Linked DNA regions of Homo sapiens: region 2 is linked to region 1. Evidence: chromatin contacts called from ENCODE Hi-C or POLR2A ChIA-PET data. All regions are on one chromosome and are shown on one strand. Each heading gives the region's core, a stretch centred on a gene start or an enhancer-like site at or near the end of the contact. The rest is flanking DNA. Distances are from core to core; before and after follow the strand shown.

Region 1 (3,788 bases), core at 838-3,337:
AGTGCTTGAAATCACAAAAATGAGGTACATTTGCTCTCTATTCACCTTTGGAATTTAGATCTGAATGCCTCCCTGACCTGGGAAGATAGAACAAAAGAAATAATTGCCATCAATCTGACAAGACCGAGAAGGGCAAGTGCATGCATGTGTGTGAGTGTATATATTTTCATGGAAAAAATTAAGTTGGCAGCCTTCCTGATAGAAAATCCATTGCTTTTTGGGTTGAGAATTCCTCGAGGCAAAAATGTCCTGAAGAAGGGACTCCTGGTTCTGGAGTCATTGGAGTGGCTGAATCAGGATGGTGAGGGCACCGCATCGCTTTCTGCTCATTATCAGCACTCTATCAAGCACCATCCTCTGGGGATATCCTCCCCTGACCAGAGCAACTCCCACTTACAGGTCACTGGGACCGCCCTTACCTTCATGTTGCTTTATTCCCCCGTTTTAAGTCTTACTCACATAGCTCTGGGCCATGTGGGTATGTATGTGTCTTCTGACTTGATTGTAGACTCTTTAAGGCCAAGATCCAGGATATATTCATAGTGGGTTCCTTGCTGCCTGATGTAGAAAATGTCACCCAGTAGGTGCTCAATAAACACTGGTTGATTGAATGAGTGGCTGTTATGCTTGAAGCAGTTTCCATGATTCTAAGCCCATTCCTGGCTGATCATTTCTACAGAATTCACTGTGATTTTAATGCGGTAAATAGCTTTGGGCCAAGTCAAGTGATTCTTAGTGTAACACTCAGATTGGGCACAGGCATGCTCAAAGGTTAAACTGGCTGCTACTTGAGAGACAGGATTAAAAACATATAGTCAGAAAGGCAATTGGATTGCTTCATTTCACTCATAGCTTATGCACTCCATTCCCTTTGGCCCCATAAAACCCAGAACCATGGAAAATAAAGTCATCAGGAAGCTCATCCATTTCACTTTCTCTTTCCTCTCTCCCCCTTTTCCATGTAACTTGGGAGGCTGCCTTCTATGCTAGCACAGGACAACTCTGGCCCAGAGAAAGCTTTATTGTCACCCTGTAAATCTGGCAAAGAATAATGCTCAAAACGGTTCCACTGTGGCTTGAGGCAGAGGTCTTTGCTCTGCTCAGCCTAGCTCTCGTGTTCACTGCTTCTGCATTAATCCCAAGTATTAGGGTAAATGGTGGAAGAAATGGAGAATGTCCTTCTCTGGAAACCTTGACTTTATTGCAGGCATGACTCAGTTTATGCAATAGGTGTGGTCTCAAAGAGCTATGGGAAAATCACATTTTTAGAAATCAAGTCATATTTAAAGTGTACTACAAAAAAAGCTGACCATTTAATGAAGGTATTTATGAGTACTTTCAAAGTATCATCGTTGCTAGTGGAATATAAGTCCATAATTTCTCTTCCATGAACATCCAGATTTTCACAAGCTGTGTTTGCTCCAAGAGAGGTTCAGGAGATTGTGAAAGGTTGACTGCAGGTGGCATGGACATGTATAATTACTGTGTTTAGAGTCCTCTAAGACACTGGGGCTTGAGGGCTTTTGCTTATTCTCTTTCATCCACTGTTGTGCTGCCTCACTGGTGCCCCTCTCTATCCCATCTCTCCCCTACCTTCCCACCTACGCCCTCCCAGACCTCCAGGGAGAAAGAGAAGAGAGACATTTGAAATACTCTTCACTTCATCCTAAAGAGGTGAGCCACTTGCCAGTGGGTTCTAAGGAAACTTGAGGTTTGTGCCAGGGTAGGGTCACTGTCATCATCAGAGTGCAGGGAGTAGCAGCAAGTTGGGATTCAGCCAGCTCTAAACTCCTTGCTCTCTTTCGGACACAGGGCCTGAGAAGGGGAACTCAGTGTGATATGTCATGGTGCACACACAGCACTTGTCCCATCCCCACTTCCATGTTCTCTCTAGGCTCACTAACCCTGCACTCCATATTTCTGGGCCTCAGTTTCCCATACAGGCACTTCAGGGCCTCGAAAGGTCTGCGGGCAAGGGTGCCTTGGGAGGATGCGGTCCATTTTGTTTTGTGTGACTATTACAGAACCACACGAGGCGCTCTTTCGGCTAGGCCATGTGCCAGAAAGAGAAGAGAGAGTCTAGTCAGGATATTTAACTTATCATGGTCACAGCAGGAATTTTTCCTGCTGCAAACTTCCTAACATTCTGACCCTTCTGGTCTGAACATTTCCAAGGCTGTTCCTATGCCAACCGAAAAACATTCCACAATCTATGTTTCTTGTGCAGTATAGCAGTGGGCTTTTCAGTACCAGGAAGACGTATGAAAGGTTTGATTTATTGCCCATTCTTTTGTGTGGGAGAGTCTAGTGATTTCAGATATAACAACAGAACTCTGTGAGATGCTGAATTGCCCAGGGAGTGCTCAACTGCCCCGTGTCTTCACTTGGGAGGGTGTCAATCAATCATTCCTGGATACCTGACCAACATGGACGATATCATGCAGTTAATCTCAAAACAAAATATCCAGGTGTTTTCAGTTGTGTAGTCAACATACCCAAATGCTCCTCTGAAATACACCATTGTATTAGTAAGTCAGCTGCTTGGTTTCATGTCACCATAGCCTGACTATTCTGGACAAAATTCTGACCTTTGTTTTGTCTTTTATTTTATTTTTTTATAAATCACTCCTGTGTTTATGTTTGCAGGGAGAGAAAATCTTTTTCTGTCTGGTGTTTTTCAAAATTTTGATGATGGACTCACATCAAGGATGAAGAGCTTTGATGTCATTTGAACACCACCACCATCACCACCACCAGCATCAACAAACAAACAAGCAAACAAGCGTGAACTCAGGAGCCCTGTGGCCCAGCCTCCAGTCCATTTCCTCACTGTGATCTGGCTAAGTCACCTCCCCTCCACCTCAGTTCAGTCACCTACACAACAGGAATGGTGGCTCCTGGCGTGAAAAGTTCTTAGGAGCATTCAGCATGATGCTGTGTGGAGCACTTGGAAACTGCGTGTGCATCACCTCATATTTCTGGCCACAGGTCATTCAGACATCTGCCCTTTGCCCTGGAGGAGAACCACTAGGGACTTGTGCCCATAAGCACCAATTCTGGCTTTTACCCTACCCATCCTTTGCCATCCCAAACTATGCCATCAACAAATTCTAGAAATCAAGTTAGAAATGCTGTTCCCACGAGGGTCTCTGTGGTCTCTCAGAACAACAATCAGCTGGCCCTGCTGGGCAGATGTTGCCCAATCCTAACCCACACTTAGCTATCAACTTAATCATTCTCAACTAAAAACACCTACCTGAACACTTTTAGGGGTTAAGAATAGTATAATCTCACTTAGCCATTTGCATTTTTTCTTCTTTTTACAAAAAGAAATTTATCTTTTTTTTTTTTTGAGACGGAGTCTTGCTCTGTTGCCCAGGTTGGAGTGCAGTGGCGCAATCTTGGCTCACTGCAAGCTCCGCCTCCTGGGTTAGCGCCATTCTCCTGCCTCAGCCTCCCGAGTAGCTGGGACTACAGGTGCCTGCCACCACGCCTGGCTAATTTTTTTGTATTTTTAGTAGAGACGGGGTTTCACCGTGTTAGTCAGGATCGTCTTGATCTCCTGACATCGTGATTCGCCCTCCTCAGCCTCCCAAAGTGCTGGGATTACAGGCGTGAGCCACTGCGCTCTGCCAAGAATAGTATAATCTCACTTAGCCATTTGTATTTTTTCTTCTTTTTACAAAAAGAAATTTATCTCATTATTATGTTTAATCAGTTTCTTGAGGTATAACTTAAGTGTGCTAAAATTTGCTCTTTTTAGTGTACAGGTCTAGGATTTTTGAGAA
Region 2 (3,788 bases), core at 324-2,823, 360 kb before region 1:
CTCACTTCATCAAGTCACTCTGTCACTCAGTTGCCCAGGCTGGAGGGCAGTGGCATGATTTTGGCTCCCTGCAACCTCTTTCTCCTGGGTTCAACTGATTCTCCTGCCTCAGCCTCCCAAGTAGCTGGGATTACAGGTATGCACCACCACACCTGACTAATTTTTGTATTTTTAGTAGAGACGGGGTTCCACCATGTGGGCCAGGCTGCTCTTGAACTCCTGACCTCAAGTGCTTCACCCACCTCAGCCTCCCAAAGTGCTAGGATTACAGGCATGAGCCACCACACCCTGCCAGGGTTGGTTTCTTCTAAGGGCTGTGAGGAAGAATCGGTTCCATGCCTCTTTCCCAGCTCCTGGGGATTTGCTGCAATTTTTGGCATTTCTTGGCTTGTAGATCTCTGCCCTCATCTTCACAGGATGTTCTCCCTGTGTTTCCAAATTTCCCTTTTTTATAAGGACACTGGTCATATTGGACTAGGTCCTACCCTAATGATTTCCTCTGTAAAGATCTTATCTCCAAATAAGATCACATTCTGAGGTACTGGGAGATAGTACTCCATCCAGCATATGTTTTTGGCGGGGACACACTTCAACCCATAACGTCACCACTCATGAATGCCCTGGAATGTCTGTGTTACATGTGCTCACAAAAGTTTGTTTGGTTTTTCTCTTCTCTTCCATTATGTAGAATACCCTAAGGTATTTGAATTACCCACTGTTCCTCTTAGATCATTCCCTCCCAGCTGATGGAGGAACTTGGGAAAAGCTGCCAACCAACTCAATATTTTGCCTCCCTTAACTGGGAGATCACATTACTATGGGCAAAGTGCTCTTCATGCAAATCTCCATGGGTTTGAGGAAGAGGTCTGTGAATTCCAAATATTCAAGAGGGCACTGGGCAAGTGGCCCTACCTTTTTTCTTTCTTTCTTTCTTTCTTTCTTTCTTTCTTTCTTTCTTTCTTTCTTTCTTTCTTTCTTTCTTTCTTTCTCTTTTTTTTTTTTTCTGAGACGGAGTTTTGTTCTGTCACCCAGGCTGGAGTGCAGTGGCGTGATCTTGGCTCACTGCAACCTCAGTTTCTGGGTTCAAGTGATTCTCCTGCTTAAGCCTCCCCAGTAGCTGGGATTACAGGCACCCACCACCATGCCCGGCTAATTTTTTATTTTATTTTTAGTAGAGACGGGGTTTCACCATGATGGCCAGGCTGGTCTCAAACTCCTGACCTCAGGTGATCCACCAGCCTTGGCCTCCCAAGTGGCCCTGCCTTTTTAAAATAAAAATATAAATATAGGCTTTATTTCCTCTTTGGAACGCTCTAATCAAAACAAACTGGGCCACGCATGGTCACAATAACAGGTGGCTCGGGAGGTCCCTTGTGGCTTGCTGGCTGCAGACCTGGCCTCGTAGAGCCCGGGAGGGAGTGACATTGGCCCCTCATGCAGCGGGGCAGCCAAGCGTGCCTGCAGCTGGCCGAGGCCAGCTCTTGACTCACAGAATGACTAACAACGGGGAAGCGTAGACAATGGCGAGAACAATGTGGGAGAGTTGTTGCTGGAAGGAAGTGAGACTTGTCAGGGCTTCCCCCCAGCTGCTCACAAGGTAGTGCTTGGTGAAGCATGCCTTTCTCCTCAAAGTCTAAACAGGATCAGTGAAAACGTAACCAGCCCTCATGAGCCTGTAATCTGGGATTACAGGTGTGAGCCACTGCACATGGCCTGCCCCACAGCTTCTATGATGAGCCCCTCACCCCGTTTATACCACTTAAGTCTTCTCCTGGCCAGAGGTGATGCCCACACTGGGCCAGGCTGGGTCCAAGTGTGGAGTCAGGTCATCTTTCCCGGAGGGATTTACACAGAAGAGCAGGGGTCACACCCAGGGACACTGGGATGGGACGTCTGGCCCAGAAGTGGCTTCTGAACTCAATGCCCCGTGGTCTCTGTCACTTGAAGTTCTGCAACTCTAAATCTCTATTTTTATATATTTCATTGATTAAAGGCAAGAAACACTTAACTTTTGTTGAGTTTGAATAGAAGTAACTGCCCTTATATTTAACAGTGAGTAAATGTACAACGTTCCTTTTGAAATGAGGTCTTCTCCATCCCACTCGATTTCCCATATGGGAGTGTTGAAGGAATCTAGAATTCACTGTCTTCACAGTCCCCTTCACCTTGCTCAGAATCTATGTTGAAATTTTTAAAGTCCATTTTCTGTGCTGATTAAACTTTCACATGTTAGCCTTTGAGGCAGATATGGCATTTTGGTAATGTGGTATACAGATTACTGAATAATTACATAAGCTCTGGACAGCCACATTTCCTAACATGCATGTGCCTCTTCTCACGGGGCCCAGGACAATACTTCCAACTAAACAATTCCAAGAAGTTTTATTCAAATAACACTCTCTCTGAAGAATTTCTCCTGTTTAATGGGAGCTAGGGGATATAATTAACTTGAACACTTGATTTGGAATAAGACAGTAGAGATTTTAGAAATTGAGGGATTTGAAATATCAAACTCACTCCTAGGATTTAGACCCAGACAAGAAAAAGCTTAAAAATAAAAACAACATTACAATTATTAAATTTATAGTCCAAATTTAGATATGTGTAATGAATAGTCACTTTTTTTCTTCTTATCTGGAGGCTGAACAATCCCGAGCTGGGATTTTTTTTTTCTTTAATATGAAAGAAAAGAAAAATTAGTGTCTGGGAATGAAGGGTACTTATGACCTTTCTCCAGCCTCCTGGAGTGATGTTTGGGGACCTTTGCTGAAGTAAGTAGAGTTATTCATGTTGAAGACAGCTCGAGAATGAAGCACACAATTACACGGGGAGAAGAGATAAGAGAAAAGAGATCCATTTATTATTAGAGTCAACCTTTAGAGAGTTGTTGTGCTTTTTGAATGAACTTATCAGTGACAAAAAGTTAAAGTGTAGAAGCAGAAGGCATTTATTCAGATGGTATCTTTCACATCGTGAAATAATGTTATAAAACACAGAGGGCTTGGGCCTGGGAATTTCTGAGCCTGTGTCAAGGTTTAATTATTGGATTTTTATCAAAAATCTGCTTTTTTCCTGATGGTTTCAGGCTTCAACTAATGAGAGATTATTTAAACGTGCTCTCACTGAGGGTGCCAAAAGCAAAATTTTCAGCTGGTTCTAAAACCATCTTTGAACGTGAACATGGTCCTACGGCAGCTACTTGGTTTGAAGTCCCTCCTTTCCAAGTGACAGCATTCACACAGCATTTACTGTGGACAGTTCCCTCTGCTTGGGGTACATCTATGCAAATGTGTGAGACTCCCTGGGCTGTGCCACCTTCCATAAACAGTCCCTGCTCACCCTTCCCCTGCAAGCACATCATTGGAAGTCACCAGATAACCAGAGGCCGACAAAGAGACAAAAGGCCTACCCTGACTGCAGCACTAGGTCCCTTGCTTATCCTACTCCTTCAACCAGGAACAGCACAGCCCCTTTCTTGGCATATGTTTTTTACTTTCATGAAACTGGCCCTAAATGATACACCAGGCACCCACTTGGGTTCAACTTCATGGTTCTCAGTAGAAGTGGAAAATATGAGGGGCTGTGTTCACGTCAGTTAATTCTGTGATGGGTGCTGTGAACTGGGTTTGTCCTCAGGGAATCAGGAAAGTGGCCACCCAATTCAAGTATCTTTTAACAAGATATATAGGCCTTCCAAGATCTCTAAGACATTCTAAGATCTATAGCACATTCTAACATTTTAAAGCACAAGGTTCTAGAAATGTAAGAAAGGAACTGTCTGAGAATAT

Evidence for each region. Hi-C counts contacts between places; a loop is a spot of excess contacts on that map. ChIA-PET counts read pairs that join two places held with the same protein, here RNA polymerase II (POLR2A). Pooled maps may share reads with other maps.
Region 2: a loop to region 1 is called in a map of endothelial cell of umbilical vein, with 13 times the contacts of the local background. The contact joins two enhancer-like sites. A Hi-C loop is called at or near these places in 3 of 168 maps with a recorded cell type or tissue (endothelial cell of umbilical vein, heart right ventricle and vagina), 2 of 37 single-sample maps with no recorded cell type and 3 of 50 pooled maps. POLR2A ChIA-PET finds 5 or more read pairs at or near these places in 3 of 52 experiments (OCI-LY7, WTC11 and activated B cell).

The regions. Positions count from the first base shown.
Region 1 is chr13:40,081,175-40,084,962 of GRCh38, reverse strand. It overlaps LOC124903162, which reads left to right. Exons shown (of 5, transcript XM_047430821.1): 5 at 2,647-3,788. The coding sequence ends at 2,712. Among named protein-coding and RNA genes, the nearest start is that of LINC00332, 99 kb to the left of the region's middle. Within about 2 kb of position 2,087, at least 2 of the 41 ENCODE cell types and tissues checked have a DNase peak (open chromatin) inside an H3K27ac peak, as active enhancers do; they include endothelial cell of umbilical vein, where a contact is called at or near this core.
Region 2 is chr13:40,443,421-40,447,208 of GRCh38, reverse strand. All of the region lies in intron 6 of LINC00598 (long intergenic non-protein coding RNA 598), which reads left to right. Among named protein-coding and RNA genes, the nearest start is that of LINC00598, 36 kb to the left of the region's middle. RefSeq lists enhancers at 944-1,549, 1,359-1,658. Within about 2 kb of position 1,573, at least 13 of the 41 ENCODE cell types and tissues checked have a DNase peak (open chromatin) inside an H3K27ac peak, as active enhancers do; they include endothelial cell of umbilical vein, where a contact is called at or near this core.